Linked DNA regions of Homo sapiens: all the other regions are linked to region 3. Evidence: chromatin loops called from intact Hi-C (ENCODE). Cell type or tissue: PC-3. All regions are shown on one strand.

Evidence for each region. Peaks named below come from ENCODE experiments on the same cell type or tissue, not always from the same donor. Only the 100,000 strongest peaks of a DNase experiment are listed, where the experiment ranks them.
Region 1: it touches region 3 in a loop (5-fold over the local background); 1 of 110 quality-filtered maps calls a loop at or near these places.
Region 2: it touches region 3 in a loop (4-fold over the local background); 1 of 110 quality-filtered maps calls a loop at or near these places.

The regions. Positions count from the first base shown.
Region 1 is chr12:96,806,614-96,814,613 of GRCh38, forward strand. CFAP54 (cilia and flagella associated protein 54) reads left to right here. Exons shown (of 68, transcript NM_001306084.2): 64 at 5,123-5,229. Among named protein-coding and RNA genes, the nearest start is that of NEDD1, 97 kb to the right of the region's middle. In PC-3, CTCF peaks have their summits at 4,833 and 5,034; DNase peaks (open chromatin) are centred at 1,328, 3,648, 4,038 and 4,688; H3K4me3 peaks cover 1,516 bases; H3K27ac peaks cover 4,909 bases.
Region 2 is chr12:96,770,734-96,778,733 of GRCh38, forward strand. All of the region lies in intron 60 of CFAP54 (cilia and flagella associated protein 54), which reads left to right. Among named protein-coding and RNA genes, the nearest start is that of NEDD1, 130 kb to the right of the region's middle. In PC-3, no CTCF peak of the experiment used is centred here; DNase peaks (open chromatin) are centred at 3,948 and 4,338; H3K27ac peaks cover 3,705 bases.
Region 3 is chr12:96,716,407-96,724,406 of GRCh38, forward strand. It overlaps CFAP54 (cilia and flagella associated protein 54), which reads left to right. Exons shown (of 68, transcript NM_001306084.2): 49 at 2,037-2,116; 50 at 3,999-4,159. Among named protein-coding and RNA genes, the nearest start is that of NEDD1, 190 kb to the right of the region's middle. RefSeq lists enhancers at 3,730-3,909, 3,930-4,039. In PC-3, a CTCF peak has its summit at 4,126; a DNase peak (open chromatin) is centred at 4,115; H3K4me3 peaks cover 1,577 bases; H3K27ac peaks cover 552 bases.

The DNA of each region.
Region 1 (8,000 bases), 90 kb after region 3:
GGGAAAACTACTAAGTCATAATAAAAGCAGAAGCCCAATGATCAACTTAGATGTTGGAAGTGCTGTAACTCAGGGACCATGCAGAGGCCCAGGGATTCCCTTTGAGGTGCTCTGGATTTTGGGCCAGGTTGACCATGCAATTAGCTGGAGCCTGATCCTTCAGATGGGGCCCAAAATAACATCCAGCTTCAGGGAGCTTGGGAAGGCAAAAGCTGTTTAAGGGAGATAGGGACTGACATTTGAAATGGCTGTTGCGACTCAAAGTGTGGCTGAGAACCAGCAGCACTAGCATCCCCTGGAAGTTCATTAGAAATGTAGACTCTCAATTCAGACCCACTGAGTCAGAATATGCATTTTAATAGTAACTCCCAAGTATTATGCACATTCAAGTTTGTGAAGCACTGGTCTGTGCCGTTGCTACTAATGCAGCTTACAGTTCTAATGATGATTCTCCACTGCTGCATCATATAGTAGGTTCCATTGGAAACCTTCTCTGACTTCTCTTGGTACCACCCAAGGCAAAGTTCAGAACTGAAAAGAAACTAAGAGAACATCTATTCAATGCTCACATATTATAGATGAGGAAGTAAGGTCCCATGTGGGTAAAGTGACTTGACCAATGCTGCAACTCATTAGTGACATAAACAGGAATGAGAACCAAACTTTTCTCATCCCTACTATTGATTTCTTTACAAACACATATAATTTAGCTGCTTACTAATTAATAAAACATTTATTGAGTACATACCATATGCCAGGTATTTTCTTAGGTGATTAAGATACAAAGATGAGGAAGTCAGGCAATCAACTCCACCTAGTACAAGAGAGCTCGTCTTTCACTTATTCCTGGGCTATAAGGGATTCTAAACATAAGATACATTTTAAATTCAATAGTCCTCAGTGTTTTTCAAAACCATATCACTTCTTTGCCATTGAAAAACTAGTCTTTGCAGAAGTGAGTAAGGGAGCATTGAAAGTTCCATCATGAGTGTATTTCTCCTCCTGAATCCACCCTGAAGTATAAAGGTGATATAGGGTGAAACTGGCCCCTTGAAGACTGAAAACAAGCTGGGAATAGAACTAAGTATTAGTGGATTAGGCAAATACTGGCTGGGAGATCGAATGGGAAGTCATCTTGGGATTAGCAGTAGGTCTAAGAGAATATGAAGAATGAAGCACCAAAGAAGGGTAAGGAGCCAGGAGTGATCATGAGCTAAAATAATGCCTTAGAGAATTATTATTGCTCTAAGCACTTCACATGGACTCATTGAGTCCTCACACCACCGATTCATGGAATAGGGATTACACATCTCCATTTCACAAGTGAAGAAGCCAGAGGCATGAATGTTGACTTGCCCATAGTCTGTGTTTGCATTATGACTATGTAAGTATCATTCATGGCTAAGCCAAATAGGTTACTGCTTCCTTTATTTCTGCCTTCTTCTTTCCTGAAGAAAAAAGTTGCCTTATCTTTAACTTAGAGTCAGTCTTTTGCCTTTTTGAAAGTTTGGGAATAATCTCTAATTCTTCCCAAACTTTCAAAGAACTATACAGTCTTCTCCATTTGGTCAAACTCATCAGCATATCTTTCAGTTCCATTGTTTTTCTTCTTCAGAGACATGCTCTGCACTGATTGCTCTTATGGCTCAACTATCATCTTAAGAGTCCCATTCGTCACTCTATTGCAAATTCCTTCCCCTCTCTCTAAGTTGGGTTCCCTGGGTCTCCTGTTTCTGTCTTGAGTTACTCTCTTGTGTCAGATGAACACATCTTCCAGCTTCCTGAAAAAGGGTGTATTAGAGGTTCTAATTTTTCAGAGTACTCACGAGACTTCACAAAGAAAGGATAAGGCATGGAAGGCTAAAGAAAGCACAGGTGATCATTTGAGACACTCAAGATATCCAGGGGCAGCTTTCAGAGTCTCAGTCACATAGGACACAGTTCATTTATGGATTATAAACCACCAAAATATGGCATATCGTGGTCTCAAGCTGCTCTCTTATCTGAGGAGGAGCCTTTTATATCTCTGTTTATGTAGTCAAAAACACGTGTGAGCCCAGACTTAATAATAGAAGTGAAGATAATAGATCCAGCTGCCAATCATTAGTATGCACATTTTCTATAAAAAATGCAGACCAGATGTTATAGGCTGCTCCCTGGTGTGTTTCAGACCCTAGAACAGGACTGCGTCAATTACTGGTTAACACATTTTATTCAGGTTTGTCCAAGGGCCAATACCATGACTACATTCCCCTTATATGCTAACAGGGTTGCAGCAAACTAACTGAGATTACCCAGGAGGTAAAAAGACCTTGAATGTCTAACAAAAGATCTTTATTTTAATGCTTAATTCATTGTTTTCTTGGCATAAAATTCTAGGCTGACAGTTATTTTCCCTGAAAATGTGAGGGGCATTATTCCACTTGCAATCTTGCATTGCTGTTGAGAAGTCTGATCCCATTCTGATTCCTAGTTCTTTATTTGTGACTCTGCTAGCTCTCAGTCTTCCCTCTGTCCCGTATGTACTGAAATTCCATGATGCGCATTGGTGTGAGTCTTTCATCTGTTGTGCTGGATATTTAGGGTGGCCCTTTCAAAATGGAAAGTAATATTCTTCAGTTCATGGCCTTTTTTTATTTAATAATTTCCTCCCTCTGATTATCTTAGTACCTTTTGGAATTTCTATTATTCAGTTATTGAACCAATTGGATTAAGTGTTTACTTTTCTCATTTTTTTCCCTATTATCTACGTTTTTAAATTTAGGTTTCACTTTTGGGGAGATGGATTCAACTTTATATTTTCAATCTTTTCTTGATTATTTAGTTGTTTTGATCATATTTTTATTTTTAAGTAGTCTTCCTTGTTCTCTGATTGTCCCATTTTGTTAGTATCCTGTTCTTGTTTCACAGATACAATGTTGTCTTTCTTCTATCTGAGGATATTAATTATGGTTTCATTGGAGTTTTCTCCTGATCTTTGTCTTATATCTTATTCTGCAATTTCCCTTCTGTTAGTTTTAGTTTTTGCCTTTCATTTCCTGTCTAGTGACTCTTGACTGTCTACTTATGTTTGAAGTGAAACACTAAAAAGCATATTTAGTTAGATATTGACTTGTGGGCCTCATTACAGGATAACTGCAGAAGGAGGCAGTAGTTTCACTGGAGGATGATGAAATTTCAGCACCTGTAGGTCTTTTCTCTTTGACATATCAGTTTCCCCAAAGACAATTCTGTTAGACTCCTGCCTAATTTACTACATTCTGAGAAGGGGCTGTTGTGGGGTAGCAGGATGTCTCTCATTCAGAATACAGACTTTCACTTAATTCCAATGTTTTTAGTAAAGCACCTGAGCGTTGTACCTAACGTCCCTTAGCATAGATCCTCTCTGATTTAACATAAGCAGAGAGCAAAATAGAAGAAGTTCAGCCGGGAGAGAGGAGGCAAGGGAAAGGAGGAGTCTCCAGGTTGTACCCACCCAGATGAAAGGGAGGTTGTCTAATGTTACTCCCTGTTTGCAGTGCCACCTACTCCTGCCTTTAAAGGTACCTGAGCCTCCAGTTCCTGAGCTTCTCGGTGTTCTCAGTCATGCTTGTTGTTGGCAACCCCTCTGAAAACACTTAGGACACAGCCTTTCCTTTCTGCTGAGTCAGCTTTGTTCTTCCAGGTGCTTTCTGTCCTTCATAGTGTTGCTAACATCTTTTGTCTGCTTCATCTCCTCTTGTGTTCTTTCTGTCCTTGTGTACTTACGCCTTTTAAAAATACCTTTACTCTTATCTTAGTTTACTTTGTGAGGAAGCAGAGGTAAAGGCATGTGCTTTTAGGGGTGAAGAGAGTTTTTTCCTCCTCTTCTAAAGATTTGGGTCTAATAAAGTCTACCAAAATAATACTGACAATAGATAGCTTAACAGGAGAAAAAGCATACAAATTTAGTAATGTGTATAAGCACAGGAAAATAACAAGAGAATGATTACCCAATTACTCATACCGGAACTGAATGGACCCAAAGGGTAGACCATAGTTTTTGAATGATCTGTTTGAATGGGACCAAGAACAGACAATAGCTTGTGGGAAGTTATGGGAAGAAGAGCGGTAGCACAACACTGCAAACAAAGGTTGTCCGATTATGCAGATAAAGTCTCCCAGGCAATCTCTCCAAGCTGCCCTCAGAAGAATAGACAAAAACTCTGTGTGGGCCTGGTGATGACTTTTAGTCTTTTCTCCTCTCTGGTGCTTAATCTTTCTTGGTTATTTAATGAGATTCCTAGAAAGGGAGCTTCAAGACTATTGTACGTCTTTTGGAAGAAGTTTTCTCAGGCAGATACGGGAACCTCCTGAGAGAGCCCCTACCTGTGCTGGGTTAAAAGGTCTTGGTTCTGAGGTAGTTTCTAAGGCCTTCTAACGTCCTTTGTTACTTTGGGGCTCTGTTCTCTGAGCCTCAATATGCCTAATTACTCGGTTTTGATTGGCAGCTCTGGACAATAGCTTTCTTATATCTGAAATGAAGGAATTAGACCAGATTATCTCTAAGCTTCTGTGACTCTCAAACGCTACAAATCCATAACTAAGTAGGTGCTATAACTTATGCAACTGACTCTAAGAATTGTCAGAATCCAAACAACAGGGAAATTACTAGAGCATGAATCATCAAGGGACGTTTCATCTTAGCTGTGGTGGCTAGAAAGCTGTGTGTGGATTGGATAAATGGAGAGAAGAGGAAGGCAACAGCATAAGTGAACTCATAGAAATGACTATGCCCACTTATGGGAACGGTACACATTGAGAAGTAACAAGGAACAAAGTTGGCTATTTACCAGGTGTATGCTTAATACTTACTGTAGAGGGCCTTCAAAAGCTGAAATATAAACTTAATTGCAATACAAAATGTCACTCTTCAAAAATAATATCATATTGTTACCAAATAGTATTTATTTTCATCCTACAACCTTTGTACAATTCTGGTTCACATCATTTCTCTTTCAGGTGAATTGAAAACCCAATTTTTCTCTTCTAAACAAATACTTTTCAAAGTACAGTGATATTATTTTGTGAACTAATGCTGTAGTTTTTGAGCTAAACTCTAATTTTGATGTCACATTTTATACCCCTTTTATTTTTCTTATAGGTTTTATTGTTGTATGCATATAATTTGAAGCCTCTGAAGATTTCAGATGTTAGACATTCCACTTATAACAGTACATGTGTTGGCTCTTTATGGATTCCACTGAATAGGCAAGTAAAAATTCCACAACTCGAATTGTCTTTGTTGTTATCTCTCACGAGAATAGACTCTTTCAGTAATTGGCAAGGTGTAGCATAGGAGACCTGCTAAAAGGCACTTCGCGAAGAATCTTCCTTTTGTTTAGAGGAATATTATATTGCAGTGCTTAAGGGCATGAACTCTGAATCCTGCCTGCTTCATTCAAATACCAGTTGTGCCCCTTATTACCTTCACAACCTTGGGCAGTTTATGTAACCTCTGTACTTCAGTTTCCTTATAGTAAAATGGGAATAATACTAATAATAGTACTGAGGGTTGCTGAAGGAACAGTTCATACATGCTTCATAGAGATTACAGAGAGCACAAGGATGTTGTCTGTACTATATTTTGCCTGTAGTTTCAGCGTGGTTAAAAAATAATTTAATGTGGCTTTGTATGGAGTTTCAAAATTAAGCCCAAACTCCACTACCTCCCTTGGCCCACCTTTCCCTCTGTGCCCAGTCAGAAGTCTCTGCTTCATCTAGGTTGTTTTCCTCCCTCTCCATCAAACAGGTCATCTCTCTTAACTTTTTGCTCATGCCTCGTTTCTCTCTTCCTGTTTCACTTTACCAATTTCCCTGTTGTTGTTTTTTCATTTATTACTTAGTTTATTTTTGACTCCATTGTTCATTGCCCTTCTGACCTTAGCCTCCATTTCCTCCATTGTAGGATGGAAATGATCATAACTGCTCTGCCTGCCTTTCAGGGTTATTGTCAGGACTAAGATAGACAGTGTGTGAACATGCTTTGAAAAGCTTAACCACTAACGCCTGTTCCATCACTAAAGCCTGTTCCATCACTAACGCCTTTTCCATCAATGGCTTGGTAAACAGAGAATTAGTGTTTCTCTGTCCTTCCTTTGAGAGTCTTGTTTATGTTCCATGATTTTCATTTTGAATGACTTCTTGGCATCACCATGAAAGAGACAAAGGCTGTTTCAAGTGCTGGGCATATTTTCAATTGTTCAGTCAGTTTATTTGTTCCTTCTTTTCTTTCTTTTCTTCTTTTCTCCTCTTCTCTCCTGTTCTTCCCTTCCTTCCCTCCACTCCTCTCCTCTTTATTTTCATTCAGTCAATTTATTTTCTTCCTTCTTTTCCTTTCCCTTTCCTTTCTTCTTTTCCAAGTGAAATGGTCAAAAACTTAGGTACAGGCTACAGACCAGCATAGCTAAGCAACCAAATCAGGTAATTCTGCACTTGCTTTGTAAATCCAGAAATGTAGATTTTTCCAGCCCCATATGATGAAAATGATTATAATTTCTATAAAGTAGAAAGTCATCAAACTGATAAGCTTCTTTTTTTTATTCCAAAAAGTTTTGAATTTTGGTGTACTTCTGATCAATAGTAGGGTTACTAAAATTAGTGACAAGCCCCAGCCACTGAGGCCATCACAGAGGACCATGCCCAACAATCTTTTATCTCCTTGTCCTTTGGTGGCACTGTGAAAATAAACTATTTCTCTCATCCTGGGTGGCATTCCTTGTGTTCTTATGAGGCTCAAGATTAGTACATGGGAAATTGGTCCTGATCATCCTTTGGAAGGCAAAGTAGGAGTAAAACAGGTCAGAAAAAATAGGCCAGAGAAGAAGAAACTTGGATAACCTGCAAATTGGGACATCCTCCTTTTATCATTCACTTCCTCATCTCCTAGTTAAGTTCTCATAAGAAAAAGTATATTTTAATTCTTTGCATTTTTTTACAGCAACAAAGGAAACAATAGTGTTCTCAATGAACAGACATAAAACCTTCTGTGTAGTTCTATCTAAATTGTGCTGTTGTGACCAAAATCAAGTTCCTTGCCTACTGTCTCTGCCTTTAAACCTACAGTCATCCATGTTTCTACTTACAACTGGGTCCTGCCCTCCAGGCCACAGCAGACCCTGGGAGAGAGTGCCTAGGAGTCAGTAAATTAGAGCAGCGGCTGTGGGGAGCCCAGACGGGATGGTAGATGCTTGTTTGTAGTGCCAAGGTTTAAAAAGCTGGAACAGGCGTTGACCTGGAGGACAGAAATGAAGAAGTACGTGGGAGGACAGGGAAGTGAGGGGCAAATGCATGCCAGAGCACAAAGGGAGGGAGCAAGATGTAGGCAGGTGCAGTCATGGGGTCCAGGCCTCACACCAAGATTCAAGTCATCTGATGTTGCTCTTTGCATGAGGACTCAGCCTGCTTTGCCCGTTCCCAGACTGCTCTTTGTGGAGCTAGATGGGGCCATTTACTCTGCCAGCACAGGCAGTGAAGTTCTGGACACTCATGTACAATCTGAAACCCAAATGTCAAAGAACGGTTTATCCTTCCTAGAATCCCAAGTATTATAAAGGAAAGCTATGCTATTTGTGGAAGACAAATAAGACTTCTTTCTCTAGGTATTGGAATAAAAGAATGGCGTTTTAGAATACTATCTTTCCTTCATGTGGTTACTTGTGGTTAAGAACATACATACTTATGTCATTTCATCCTTACAAAAGCCTTATGAATTGGATGAAGTAGATTTTCTTATTCCAGTCTTACAGTAGAAGGAACCTCAGGGTCAGAGAGATTAAGTGAGTAGTCTAAGGTTTCATGGCTAGAGTTTGAAGGAACCAAGCATGACTCATCAAGTCTTTCACCTCCTCATCTTCTTTTCTCTCCAATGCATCAGACACCTTTTCCAGCATTATTGGAGATGACCTATTGTTTTTTAAGTTTTACTTTAAGTTCTGGGATACATGTACAGAACGTGCAGATTTGTTACATAGGTATACACG
Region 2 (8,000 bases), 54 kb after region 3:
TCAGGAAAATCCTGTGGGAGTGTCATTATGCACATTTATAAATGAGGCAAGGTGCTCATTCAGAGAGGTTATGTAACTTGTGTACTATTCCACTACTAATTCAAATCCTGATCTATCCAATTCTAAAGGCTCTGCTGTTAAGCTTTATGTTGGGTGTGATAAGAAAGTATTGCCAGGAACTTAAAATGCAGAATTGATGCTTCTAGTCAGCCTGCTGGACTGCTTGGATGGAGTTGACATGAGTGATGCCTCTGCCCTTCGCAATCCAAACACATTAACAGTGGTGGGTAAATAGTACAAAAATTGTTTTAATTTGTAGCTGAGCTTGAAACCAGGAAAGGAAAATTCCAAATTGCCAAAGCAAATTGGAGATTTGTAGCAGGGCCTGAACCTGAGGACTTCACTGGAGAGGAATTCAAATTAGGCCTTAACAGATGGAACTGGGACTTCAGTACCAGACTCAAGGAACAGTCTGGAAAGAGGGCCCTGCAGGTAGGGAAAGTCAGAAACCAGCTAACTATATAAATGGGGATTCAGAGTGGGCTTGTCCACAAACTGGGGACTAGAAATACACTGTCCACTGGTTTGAGTAGATTCAGGGAAACAGCACAAATGCCCACATTAAAACCCACTTTAGTCCCGGAAGCAGTGGCTCACGCCTGTAATCCCAGCACTTTGGGAGGCCAAGGCGGGCGGTTCACGAGGTCAGGAGATGGAGACCATCCTGGCTAACACGGTGAAACCCCGTCTCTACTAAAAATACAAAAAATTAGCCAGGCGCGGTGGTGGGCCCCTGTAGTCCCAGCTACTCGGGAGGCTGAGGCAGGAGAATGGCGTGAACCCGGGAGGCGGAGCTTGCAGTGAGCCGAGATAGCGCCACTGCACTCCGGCCTGGGCAAAAGAGCGAGACTCCGCCTCAAAAACAAAAAACAAACAAACAAAAAACAACAAAAAAAAACCCCACTTTAGGTTGTAAGGTTGTAATTCACACCACCTGAATGATACATGGAAATTGGCATTTTAAATACTGGCCCAGAACCAGTGAAACCCAGGGAGCTCTGGCCTGGGCTGATGGGAAGCGATTGCAAAGGGATCCTTCTCCATGCAGGACAGAAGGGACTCTTCCTCAATCTTCCCCAATTCTTCTGAAGATGGTTATAGTACAAATTGTATCTGGACAAATTCTGGTAACATCTTTGGGTTAGGAAGAGAAAATAATTGTAAGTATTCAGTCAGAAAAAGAAAGTTTTCTAAAAAGGAACAAACACTGAACTGTTCTTAGTTTTTCTCTGCAGCATTAAAGATCAGATTACATTGGTCTAATATGTATGGAGTGTTTTTTTCTTTTAGTTTAATTCATTTTTTTGAATAGGTAATTTATTCTCAAGAATCAAAACTCAAAAGATACGAAAGGGTATCTTTCCATCTTCTCTGCAAGTGTCCAGTTCTCAGTTCCCCCCAGAAACAATCAATTATTACCAGTCTATTAGTGTCCTATTCCTGCTGTAACAAATTACCACACATTTATTGTCTTTTGGTTCTGGAGGTCAGAAGTCCAAAATAGGTCTTATTGGGCTAATTCAGGTGTCACCAGGGATACATTATTCTAAAAGTTCTGAGGGAGAATCTGTTTCCTTGCATTTCCCAGCTTCTAGAGGCCACCTGAATTCCTTGGCTCATGGCCCCTCCCTTTATCTTCCAAGCCAGCAGCGTAGCATCTCCAAATCTCTCTGACCCGAAACATACTCCTCTGACTTCGTTTCTGCATATACAGACCCTGTGATTACATTAGGCCCACCTGGATAACCCAGGATAATCTCCTTATCTCAAAGTCAGTTGATAGGTGATTGGTGGGCAATTTTTTTTTTTTTTTTTTGAGATGGAGTTTTGCTCTTGTTGCCCAGGCTGGAGTGCAATGGCATACTGCCCAGGCTGGAGTGCAATGGAATAATCTCGGCTCACTGCAATCTCTGCTTCCTGAGTTCAAGCGATTCTCCTGCCTCAGCCTTCTGAGTAGCTGGGATTACAGGCACCCACAACCATGCCCGGCTAATTTTTGTATTTTTAGTAGAGACAGGGTTTCACCATGTTGGCCAGGCTGGTCTTGAACTCCTGACCCACATGCCTCAGCTTCCCAAAGTGCTGGGATTACAGGCGTGAGCCACCATGCCTGGACTGGTCTGCAATCTTAATTCTCCTTTGCCCTGTAATCTAACATATTCACAGATTCTGGGGATTAGACATGAACATCTTTAGGGGACCATCATTCTGCCTCCCAGAGTCATTTTCTTGTGTTCCCCACCAGAGATGTTACATGCTTATATCAACTGTCAGAGTTCCATTGTAGAGGTCAGAATCCACTCCAGTTCATTCAAATAGAATGAGATTTATCAAAGGACTTTCAAATTCAATGGGAGAGCTAAAGAAACCAATTCTAGGCTGTGTCCAGAAATGACTAAGCCACATGTAACTGGACCACCAAGGCACAGCTTTTGTTTGTTTCCTATAAAGGAAACTTGTAGATCAGGAATTTGTCTGAAGAATAGAGAGCTTCTGCTCAGCTGTAGGCTTAAAAACCACACTTCTTCTGCCAGAATCACACCAGCCGAAGAGATGCCTTGAATCACCTGTCTCCCTCACCGCTTAACCCAGTTCCACCTCCAAGTCTTGCATGAATGCACTGAATTTATAATACCTAAAATCCCATCCAGGACAATAGTTGCAAGGACATTTGGGAAGTGTCATTTTTATCTTCATAATTTCTTCAATATAGAAAAGCATATTTGGAGTTTAAGATGGATGTTGAGTGAACCAACCTGGTATATGCACTGATACATTGACATATTTTTCCCTTAAAAATACAAATAGTGGTATAACTGTACACATAATAATGCTCCTTGCTCTTTTTTCTTTAAATTAATATAAATGTATCTTGACAATTTTTCCAAATCATCACATAAGCAGCTTTTTTATGGCTGTATAATATTCCTTTATATAGGTCCAGCATAATTAAATTCATTAGTCTCTTTGATAGCTATTTATGTTGTTTCTACTCTTTTGCTATTACATTCATCTGTACATCTTATACATTTGTATCATTTTGTACATAGGCTAGTATATCTATTGGGTCAATTCCCATAAAGCAAATGTCTAGATCAAAGGGTGATTTCATTTGAAAATTTGATATTTTTTGCCAAGATCATTCTAAAAAGGTTATGCCACTTTGTACTCCTGTCAGCAGTTAATAAATGGTCTTTTTTCAACACCCTTGCTGACAAAGGTACATTATAAACATCTTTTAAACTTTTGTTGACATGGTGGGAGAAAAAAAGGTTCAAATTTAATTTGCACATATCTTGTGAGGACTAAGCTTGAACATCTTTTTGTGAACTCTCTGCTCATAATCTTTCCCGATTAAAAAAAAATTTGGCCTTTAAGTATTTGTAGAAGTCCTTTATTATGAAAATCAACATTTTAGTTGTGATATTTGTAAATATAGCTTTCTAATTTTTCAGTTGTTGCTTAACATTTTACATGATAGTTCTGTTCCATGAAGAAGTTATTTATTTCTATATAGTAGAAATTATTAATCTTTTTGATAGATTTTGGATTTCTGTCATAGTTAGAAAAGTCCTCCCTACTCAGATTCTTTAAATAACTTATAGAAATCTATTCGGAATATGTAAAGTGTGACAAGCGGATATAAATTTAATTTTTCCAGATGGCTACCCCATTTCTGTACTTTTCTTTCCGTTCTAATTGATCTGTCCATTCTGGTTTCAATACATTTTTTAAATTTTTGTAACCTTATAAAAATATACTTAATATAAAGATAAGTCCCCATTAATTACTCTCTCTTGTGGCTTTTTTATGTGTTAAGTCTGGAAGCAGCTTGTCTAGTTCCAAAAAGTCCTGCTGTATTTTTATTGGGATTACGTTATATTTAGACATTAACTTAGAAATAACTTACATTTTTATTCTACTGAATCATCTTAACCAAGAATATTATATGCCCTTTATATTTTCTAGTTCACATCCCTTAGGGTGTTTTAACATTTTCTTCAAATAAGTCTTGTACTTTTCTGGTTAGGTTTATTTTTAGAGATGTTATCTTCTTATTGTATTATAATTTAAAAAAATTATTTCTATTAGTTGTTTTTATGTACAGAGGCTACTGATGCCACTATATTTACTTTATTATCCTTAGATATTTTCTCCACTTGGTCATCCATGAACAAGGTTGAAGTCACCAAATATTTTCTGTAAATAGTCAGATAGTAAATATTTAAGTCTACTTATTTAAGTCTTTATGGTCTCTGCTGAACCTACTCAACTTGCTATTGTAGCATAAAAGGAACCATAGTCACAGTGTAAATGAATGAGCATGGCTGTGTTCCATTAAAACTTTACTGTGGGCCGGGCGCGGTGACTCACGCCTGTAATCCTGACGCTTTGGGAAGCCGAGGTGGGCAAATCATGAGGTCAGGAGTTCGAGATCAGCCTGGCCAACATGGCGAAACCCCGTTTCTACTAAAAATACAAAAAATTAGCTGGGCATAGTGGTGGGCACCTGTAATCCCAGCTACTCGGGAGGCTGAGGCAGGAGAATCACTTGAACCTAGGAGGCAGAGGTTGCAGTGAGCTGAGATGGCGCTACTGCACTCCAGCCCAAGCAACAGAGTGAGATTCCATCCCCGACCCAAAAAAAAACTTTACTGTGGACATTGACATTTAAGTTTCATATGATTTTCATGTAACACAAAATATTATTCTTTTAATTTTTTTCCAACCATTAAAAATGTAAAAACCATTTTTAGCTCATGAGTCCCACATAAACACGTGTGGCCAGATTTTGCCCATGGGCTAGAGTTTGACAACACCTGGACAAGGCGAACAGAGGTCCTCTGCTGCTCACATAATTGTTCCTCCTCTTATATCTGTAGTTTTTGTTTTTGTTGACAAGATGTTACTTGGACTATGAATATTCTTAAGTATTATATCTTTATTGTGAATGACACCCTTTAACATTATAAAGGTCCCGCTTTTGTTTCACTTTTTGGCCAGAATTCTACCTTGTCTAATACTGAGATCACAAATATTGCTTTCTTTTGGTTTACATTTTCCTGCTACACATTTTTGCATGTTTTTATTTTCAAACTTTTGAAATAATTTTATTTTAAATATGCTTTTACATAGGGCATAGAGTTGGGTTTTCTTTGTTATAAGACCTGATAGTATTTTTCTTGTAATAGGTGATTTAAATGTAAATGTATTGATATGTGGGGTATGTTTGATGTTATTATTTCAGATCACTTTACAATATGTATACAATAAATTAGGAAACAAAACCAATAAAATTAGAAAGTTGTAATTTTAGGGGAAAAACTATTAGCCAACTTTTTCAGGAAAATTAGTTATAGCAAAAAGAAAACTTCTCACAAATGATAAGAAGAAAGTAATCAATGATGTTAAGAAATTAAATTTTTAAAGATTTTTTTGGTTCAACTTTAAGCAAATTTGAAAACTTCTATATAACTTGTAATTTCCTGGGAAAATATAATTTATCCAGATTTACTTTAGGTAAAAAAAAAATTAGACAAATCTATTAGTATAGAAAACAATACAGTTCTATTAGAAATTAAAGCTGAAAAATTAAAGTTTATTAATTAATTTAAAAAGAATAGTAATAAACTCATTACAAGTTAACATAAATAGCATATTACAGATCTCATTAATGTCTGACCCAATAAAAGATAGTTGAATTCTCACACCTACTTCTGCAGACAATCTGCTGCAATATAATGTTTTGGTTGAAATAATTTTTTTAAAAATCCAGCCTCACACAGATATGTAGTTAGAAAATGGAGGAGTATTTCAACAGCCTTTTCAGATAATTGTGGATAGTCTTCTTTGAAACTAAACCAGAACTGCGTAAGTGGTAGTTTCTTAAAAGTTCATTCCAAAGTAGAATCTGAAATTATATCATTAAACTTTTTGAACTCTGTTATATCAAAATACATTAGTCTGTCTTGCTGTTGAATGACATCTTTTACCCATGCATGATTTTGTAACATTGTATATTAGGCATTTGGAAAATATGGACTTCAAATATGCAGGTCTTCTAAACATGTATACATTTTATTGGACAATATAAAAAATGTTAAAATATCACCACAATTCCTATCAGAAAATTCTAAGTATTGAAAAGTTCATAGTGGTAGATATAAGTTTTCCAAAATTCTAAATCGTTACTTCAAAACTTGAATTTTATCTTTGGCAGCACACCCGTCAGTTGTTTCCCTGGAAGTCAGGTATACTTCTTTCATTTTTGAACAAATGTTTGCCTCCTACCTAAGTCTGAAAACATTTTGTCTTGTCAGCTGTTCTTTCAGTAAAAATGGCAGTCCATGAAAAAAAAAGTAAAAGTGCTCATTCAGCTTGCAACTCAAAGAATCCCTGAAGTGCTTTTCCTGGAGACAGCCATTGCACTTCAGTATGCAGCAGGAGTGTTTTTTGTGTGCTTCCCATTTTATCACAGAAAAGATGAAAAAAGTGTGTGCTCAAGGGTCAGTAGTTAATAACATTAACAACTTTTACTGCTTCATCAAGGATATTCTTTTTTTTTTTTTTGAGATGGAGTTTTGCTCTTGTTGCCCAGGCTGCTGGAGTGCAATGGCGCAATCTCGCCTCCCTGCAACCTCCGCCTCCCGGGTTCAAGTGATTCTCCTGCCTCAGCCTCCTGAGTAGCTGGGATTACAGGCATGCACCACCATGCCCGGCTAATTTTGTATTTTTAGTAGAGACGGGGTTTCTCCATGTTGGTCAGGCTGGTCTCAAACTCCTGATCTCAGGAGATCCACCCACCTCGGCCTCCCAAAGTGCTGGGATTACAGGTGTGAGCCACTGCGCCTGGCCCATCAAGGATATTCTTAAGTGAAACTGACATTTGAATCAATGTGTTCATTCTACTATGAGGGCATGGCAATGAAGAATGCAAGCACTGCTAGGATGGTTTGGTGCCACTACCTTCCTACATTTCTGCTAAGGCACTGGCCATTAAACTTACCATTGCTTTTGTGCCATCAATGCCAAATGCTAACACATTTGTTCCAGGATAAACCATTAGATTCAGAAAAAGTTGCCAATCATTGACATAGGAAGAGATCTTTGAATAGTTGGTGCTGATACTGTTAGACAAATATAAGCAAAACTGCAAGTCTAGCCACATCTGTAAATTTGAGCCATTTGTAGTACAACTGTTATGTACCCGTACAAATTTTAAAAATAAAAACAAAAGGTAATCTAGGCATGCTTCTTTGAAAAGTTTTGAGCCATTTACAAGGCAAAAGTATAATTCTGCAGATGAGTTATGAACTGAGTCTTTATGTTTGCAGCTACATTTAAAATCTAACAAGTTATTTTATTATTGGAAAGTGCCATGATTTCATTGGCTAAATTTTTTTCCATGGGTGATTACTGCAAATGGAATATTTAGGTCTTAGACCTCAGGATGTGCATTCATCAGTGTCAACTGTATAAAATTTTATTAGTCTCTAGGTTTTTGTGTACATTTCTCTAACTAATGCATTTATCTAGCTTTGAGTTTGAAAGGCTGCAACAAATAATTTTTTTGGCTCATCACATATAGGTTTATAATTTTAAAATCTTTTTTCTTTAAACTATGAACAATTGGTCTCAAAATAATTCTTCAACTTGACTGGCACTATAATACTATTCAAAAGTGCACAGCTCACCATCAAGAAGTATGCTTTGCAATTTCTTCCTGAGATTTACATCTTAGTAGCATCACCTGTCTCCTTCTCTATACATTCTACTTGATGACAATTGCTTTGGGCATTATTCCACACATTTTGTGGCTTAGGATTTTTAGCTCTTCTCTGATTTACTGAAAATGGAATTTGTGTTTTTGTTACTTGTTTTCTTTCTTGTCTTGTGATAATTTTCAGGGGGTAAAAGGGATGTGCCAATCTTATATGAAT
Region 3 (8,000 bases):
GAAAGCATTTTTTGGTACTCTGCTTGCACTTCCATAAGTGTTCTTATTATTTTGGGTTCAAATTGTCATGCTTGCTCCTAGCAGTTCTGTTTCCCATTTGAGTTTCCTCTTCTTGCCTACTGAGCCCCTGTAGAAGTCAGGCTAAGCTGGTCTGTCATAGCAAATCAGTCTTTAAATATCATGGCTTAACACAGCAAGGGTTTAGTTCTTGCTCAGATTGACAAGGGGCTGTGTTTTGCAGAGCCACTCAGGTACCCAAGTGCTGCTATCCTGGAGGCACACCATCTGAAACACTCTGCTCTGACCTTGCCTAGAAAGCCATAGGGTGGCACATGAGCCCTTAAATGGAACTCTGGAATTTAGTCTGGAATTCTTATGTAATTGGATAAGACCGAATTTAACTGCAAAGAGGCCAGGAAGTATAGCTTGCCAGGTGCTCAGAAAGGAGAGGAGTATGCATATAAGTGAACATGATTAGTCTGAAACACAGATCCTAGATATGGTGTTATTTTTGCTGGTCATCCCATTGGGGTTCCTGTTTTGTTGGTATCAGCTATGCAATGGAGAAGGTGAAGTCAGTGAGATGTAGAGTGGCAGGCAGGTAACTAGCCTTCCTAAGGCATCAGGACTCCTATATCTCTTCGCCTATGGATGGCCTATCTGTCTAGCTCTTCTTTTTATTCTAGAGGAGAACACTCATGTGGGACCCATGTTAATTTTATCACACATGGGTTCATGAAAATGTCTAGGTTAAACTCTTCCTAGGGTCTTTTGTATGGTAACATGCATTCCAGGCTTCTTTTGTACCACGTTCAGGCATTTGGTTTGTCTCCATCATTGTCTCTGTCATTCTTACTTTCTCCCTTAGGTGAAAAAGCCCAGTCCCAGATCCTCCTGCTGGGCCTTCCAAGAGCCCTAGCCCTCCCTCATCCTCAGCTGACCCCTAGATTCAGACCCTCATAATTTAGGAGACTAGCCAGGTAGGGAAGTGTTGCTGTTGAAAGAGGAGAGGAAGTTCGGTGTATTAAGTTCCATGTTATTTCAGAATTTTTCTTTGTACTTAACAAACTTAATTTCTTCAGGTGGATATATTTTTCTGTCATTTGTAGTCAAATGATTTGTGGTTTATCTTTCTCTCCCACAGTCTAGAAGCCCAGTTGAATGAAGCAGGCAAAGACTGTGATCTGAATTCTCTCACTTCTCCCCTGTTCAGAATAAGAGCAGGCTTTGGATCGTGGATGGAGATTTTGAAAGAGATATTTGAGTATTGTGGATTATGCTCTTCCAGCTGGTCTCACGCTCAGCTCTTAGACTGAGGGGCTTGTTCACATCAGCAGAACTGATGCTTCCATGGAGATCTTATTGAAATGTTAGAAATATCTGGAAGAGGGCTTTCAGGAGTCCTGGGATCCCAGAAGAGGAAAAACTATATCAGTAGCCAATAACTTGAATAACATCACTAAATACCTAAAAAATTCTTTCAGAATTGTCTGATTTGTTGTAAGAATCAGCTTCAGCCTTCTAATATATGACATTAGGGACTATTTGATACAGGAATATGTTTCTATATTCCCGTGTTTCTATATTATCATTGTGTTTTTTAAAAAATTATTAAACTTATGGATAGTTTTCCTGTGAATGATGAGTTTTAAAAACTATTAATAGAATTAGGGTGGGTGCAGTGGCTCATGCCTATAATCCCAGCACTTTGGGAGGCCGAGGTGGGCAGATCACTTGAGCTCAGGAGTTCAAGACTAGCCTGGGCAACATAGTGAAACCCCATCTCTACAGAAAATACAAAAATTAGCCGGGCATGGTGGTGTGCGCCCGTAGTCCCAGCTACTCGGGAGGCTGAGGTGAGAAGATGGCTTGAGCCCAGGAGGTGAAGGTTGCAGTGAGCTGAGATTGTGCCACTGTGCTCCAGCCTGGGTGACAGAGCCAGACCCTGTCTCAAAATAAAATAAAATAAACCTAGAATTAATATTTAAACTAACCATAGATATCCTTGGTCCTTCCAAAATTTTGTGTCTTTATAGAGATATATTCAAAGGATGATGGAAGTTCATTTTATAATCTTACAAAACTTAAAGATGAGATCACTCTTAGCATGCTAAAGGTAAGTTTGAAACTGTTTTCAAACCATTAAGTTAGTTACCAAAAATCCACTATTAGGCCCTGGATGGGCCTGCTTTCAGAGTTATGCTTGCTCTTGTGAGAGCAGTTACCTTTTCTTGTGTAAGAATGGGTTGGAGCCAGAGGTGGAGTTTACTCCTCATGAGAAAAGTAGATGTCCAGTGGTGTCCAGCTTTGACTTCACAACCTGATTAAGGTGCTTCAGAAAATATGATTCGGCTGGGCGCGGTGGCTCACACCTGTAATCCCAGCACTTTGGGAGGCCGAGGTGGGCGGATCACCTGAGGTCGGGAGTTCAAGACCAGCCTGACCAACATGGAGAAATCCTGTCTCTACTAAAAATACAAAATTAGCTGGGTGTGATGGCGCATGCCTGTAATTCTAGCTACTCAGGAGGCTGAGGCAGGAGAATCGCTTGAACCCAGGAGGCAGAGGTTGCAGTGAGTCAATATCACGCCACTGCATTCTATTCTGGGCAAAAAGAGCGAAACTCCATTTCAAAAAAAAAAACAACAAAGAAACATGATTCATTATTTGGTGGGATATGAGTATTCCATCCCGTTTATCATTTCCCAATAATAGTGATGACAATGGCATCAACAGCTTTTGCATGATTATTTAATTTTTATAACTTTATGATGTAGGTAGTAATCATTTTGAACTGTGCTGTGCTGAACCATGAGAAAACTGAGGCTTAGACATCTAAGAATTTGACTAATATCATACAACTAATAAAATATAGATCCAGGAGAAGGACTACATCTTTTTGATTCAAAATCCATGTTCTTAAACATTATACTGAATTGCCCTAATATTTATATAATATTCACTGCTCTGCACAAATACATTTTTAGTGGCCTGTCACTTGAAAGATTGGTTGGTCCCTTTATCTTCTGCCATGTTAGGCTGCTATTTACTATTGATTGTCTACTGTAAAAATCTCATTATCTTCACATTACCAACTAGGTGACCATACTTTAACTTGAAATACAGTTGATCCACATTATTCACAGATTCTGTGTTTGCTAATTTGCAGATCTACTGAAATTTATTTGTAGCCTGAAAATCAACACTCTTGGCACTCTGTTGGCTATTCGTGAACACACGCAGAGCACAGAAAAATTTGAGCTGCTCAATGCACGTATTCCCAGCTGAGTTGAACAAGGAGATGCTCTGACTTTTTGTTGCCACTCTCATACTGTAAACAAGTGTCCTTTTCACGGTCTATTTAGTACCATGCTTTTTGAATTTTTGTCAATATTTACAATGACCCTCCAGCATAGTGCTGAAGTGCTGTGGAGCATTTCTAAGTTAAGAGGGCTGTGGTGTCCCTTATGGAGAAGCTATGTGTGTTAGATAAGCTTCCTTCAGAAGTGAGTGCTATTGGCTGTGAGTTCAAGGTTAGCAAATTAACAGTATATATTAAATATACTGTTATATATCCTTAGCCATAAACACACATTAAACAAGGAGGCTGTGTATTGAGCAGTTAATGAAAATGTTGTGACCAGAGGCTCTCGGGTACTTTTCTCCATGTCTCCCCTAGGAGCAATGGCTCAGTATCCAGTAATCAGTGTTTGCAAGAACTTTATAGAACATAACTACTGTGAATAGTAAGCACCAGCTGTGCACACAAGAAAAGGTCACTGTCATGCATGCTGACGCTTGCTTTCACTTTCCTTTTCGTTTTCTGTTGCCTTTTTCCTTTTTGCTGAACTCTCTTCTCTGGTAATTAGATACCAAGTTCCTTTTTGGTCTTCCATTCATTGTTACTTTTCAGTACATGAAAAATATTTGCTAAAGAAGAAAGAGACAGTATTTGTATTATTTCTGAACTCACGTGATGTATGGTATCCTTTCCTTAGTCGATGTTACTGATGGAAGCTGAGGACAGGCTAAACTTCCTTCTGTCCGAGGTGGAACAGAAGACCCTGTCTCAGTGCTCCGCTGGCGAGCTGGAGATTGTGGTGGAGGCCCGGCTTCAGCTGGCTGCAGTTGCTCTGCAGAGGCACCGGGCGGCATACAGGTGCGTCTCTCCATGCACAGGGGAGGGATACCTTTGAAGAGAGTTCCTTCACCCTAGTTTATTAAATAGACTTAAATTTTATGTAAGTTTTAGAAATTCCTATATCCATAGTATGCTTGCTTTTTATTATTCAGGGAAGTTTTCATACATGATTTCACTTAAAATTATAGCTCTGGCTGGGTGTGGTGGCTCATGCCTGTAATCCCAGCACTTTGGGAGGCTGAGGTGGGCAGATCACTTGAGGCCAGGAGTTGGAGACCAGGCTGGCCAACACGAAGAAACCCTGTCTCTACTAAAATATGAAAATTAACCAGGCTTTGTGGCGGCACATGTAATCCCAGCTACTCGGGAGGCTAAGGCAGGAGAATCACTTGAGCCCGGGAGGCAGAGGTTGCAGTGAGCTGAGATTGCCCCTCTGTACTCCAGCCTGGATGACAGAGCAAGACTCTGTCTCAAAAAAAAAAAAAATTACAGTTCTCAATAAAGCAATTATTTTATGAAGGCACACAGCTGGGTTGTTTAATTTCATATATAGAATGAACAAATTAACAATGCTTTGATTTTTTTATACATTTAATTTACTTTTTAAAAAGACTAAACCTTTTTACGAATAAAAGCTATGGAGTGTTTTCTTTTTTTCTAAAACATTGACTTAAAATATTAAAAACAAACCTATTTTGAAAAAGTAAGTTTCTGCATCATATTGCACTGAACTGTTTAATAAACTGTTGTAGGTAGCTAATTATTTAAATGTGCTGCAATTGTTAGTGTCAGCTCTTTCATTTAGTTTGTTCATCGATTTATTTATTTAGTCAACCAGTATCTGTTAACTCTCTCACTGCCAGGCTCTGATCTAGGCAGTGAAGATATAAAGATGCATAGAATACAATTTCTGTATCCATATGCTCACAGATATATAAGCAGTCAGGTAGAGTAGTAAAAATAATATTACAGCGCTTTTTTCATATTTAATAATATGGACATCCACATTCAAGAGTTTCTCCATGCCATTTGTGATAAACACTTCTATCATGAGGTCCTCTGACACATTCAATAGTGATTCATCTAATAATGCATACATTTCTTATCATTCATTAATTCGTTTAAAAAATAAGTTTGTGCACTTTCAATATGCTAGGCACTGTTCTAAGCTCCTGGCAAGTATCAGTGGCCCAATACTCATATATACAGTCTAAACAAAATATATAACAATATTGTGCAAAATCTTGCCCTATATTCTAATAGATAATAAACATGCTGGCAATAAACTATAAACACAAGTAAATTACAGAGTGTGGGCAAAAATGATAAGTGCTATGGAGAATATAAGGAGTAGAGGTTGGAGGGGGACGAGTTACCATTTTAAAATCGTGTGGTTGTAATAAGTGTGACTCCATTTTGATGTTCAATGGCTGACAGCTTTCAAGCCCGACCACTGTCCTTCTCTTTCTGCCCCTGACCTGAGCAAGCAGATAAGAAAGCCCATCTGTTCCCTCCTTTGGTGTTAGTGGAAAGTTCAAACCATGTAAGTCCTGGCCCATGTGCAGGAACTCTTACCTCAGTGCCACCCACCAACCACCATAAAACTCCAAGCCAGTCTCTTTTCCTTACTTTCTCCATACATTTTCCCACCTGTTTGGGAACCTGCTCTGATCTTCTTGCAAGGTCTCTTTATGTGAGCAGTACCCCATTTCATACCCTCTTGACGTGTGTGTATCTGGGATCAGTCGTGACATCTGAACCACATTTTGGGTGGTCAGGGCAGGCTTCATTGATGAGGTGACATCTGAACAAAGTACTTAAATGAGAGAATTATCCATGCAAATATCTATAGACAAAGTGTTACAGGCCATGGAGACATGCCTGATACATGTTTGAGGGACACCTCCAGGCCTCTTGTGGCTGGGGTGGAGTGAGTGAGGGGCAGAGTTGCAAGGGAGATCGGCAAAGAGGTAACTGGTGGACAAGGAGATTACATAAGACCTTTTGGCCAGGGTAAAGACTGACTTTGAGTGAAGTGGGGAGTCATTGTGGAGTTTTGAGCAGAGGAGTGACATGATCTGATTTTCATTGTAAAGGGTTGGCTCTTGCTGCTAGTGTGAGAATTGATTATAAGAGGAAAAGGGTGTGAAAGCAAGGAGATGAATTAAGGAGGCTATTATAATAACAGAAATATGGTGGTGTTTCTTACCAGTGTGATAGCACTGGAGGTAATGAGAAGTATTTGGATTCTGAGTAAATTTTGAAGGTAGAGCCATTCTGTTTTACAGATATTGGATGTAAGTTGTGAGAAAAAGAGAGGAGTCAAAAAAGAAGTGGTCATTAACTGAAATGGGGAGGTTGTAGGGGTGCAGCTTATTTAGGGGAAACACCAGGAATTAAAATTTGGATGTATGTAGTTTGAGATGCCCTTAGATGTACAATTGAAGATGTCAAGTATTCTGAGAGTCTTTAGAATATAGACAGTGTTATTCAAATCTTCCCAGCATAAAGAAAAGATAAATGTGTAAGGTGATGGATATACCAATCACTGCTATTTAATTATTACACATTATGTAATGTATCAAAATATTTTATGTACCCTGGAAGTATATATGTCTATTAAGCATCAATAAAAATACAATGATAAGAATAATACAAATTTAAAAGTACAGTATAACAACTAAAAAAAGTAAAGACAGAATTTTAATACTGGATGAGCTCCGTTAGGGGGTATAAATAGATGGAAGAGAGAAAAGGACCAAGGATCAAGCCCTGAGTTTTGTACTCCAACTTTACGAGACTGGGGAGAAAATGAGGAACCAGAAAGGGGACTGAGAAGAAGTGACCAGTAAGATAGAAGAAAACCAAGAGATTATGGAACCCTGAAAGCCAAGTGAAGAAAGTGGTTGAGGAGAATGGAGTGACCAACTGTGCCACAAGCTTCTGATAGATTGAGTAAGGTAAGGATAGAGAGTTGACCCCTGGATTTAGCATGGAGGCCAATGGTGACCTTCACAGGAGTAACTTTAGAAGATGCTTGGGAAAGATTATGTTTAGAGTTGTTTATGAGAGAATGGGAAGAGAGAAACTGGAGCCCACAAATAAAGATGATTCTTTTTTTTTTCTTTTTTTAAATTATTATTATTATACTTTAAGTTTTAGGGTACATGTGCACAGTGTGCAGGTTAGTTACATATGTATACATGTGCCATGCTGGTGTGCTGCACCCATTAACTTGTCATTTAGCATTAGGTATATCTCCTAATGCTATCCCTCCCCCCTCCCCCCACCCCACAACAGTCCCCAGAGTGTGATGTTCCCCTTCCTGTGTCCATGTGTTCTCAGTGTTCAGTTCCCATCTATGAGTGAGAACATGCGGTGTTTGGTTTTTTGTCCTTGCAATAGTTTACTGAGAATGATGACTTCCAATTTCATCCATGTCCCTACAAAGGACATGATCTCATCATGTTTATGGCTGCATAGTATTCCATGGTGTATATGTGCCAGTTTCTTAATCCAGTCTATCATTGATGGACATTTGGGTTGGTTCCAAGTCTTTGCTATTGTGAATAGTGCCGCAATAAACATACATGTGCATGTGTCTTTATAGCAGCATGATTTATAGTCCTTTGGGTATATACCCAGTAATGGGATGGCTGGGTCAAATGGTATTTCTAGTTCTAGATCCCTGAGGAATCGCCACACTGACTTCCACAATGGTTGAACTAGTTTACAGTCCCACCAACAGTGTAAAAGTGTTCCTATTTCTCCACATCCTCTCCAGCACCTGTTGTTTCCTGACTTTTTAATGATTGCCATTCTAACTGGTGTGAGATGGTATCTCATTGTGGTTTTGATT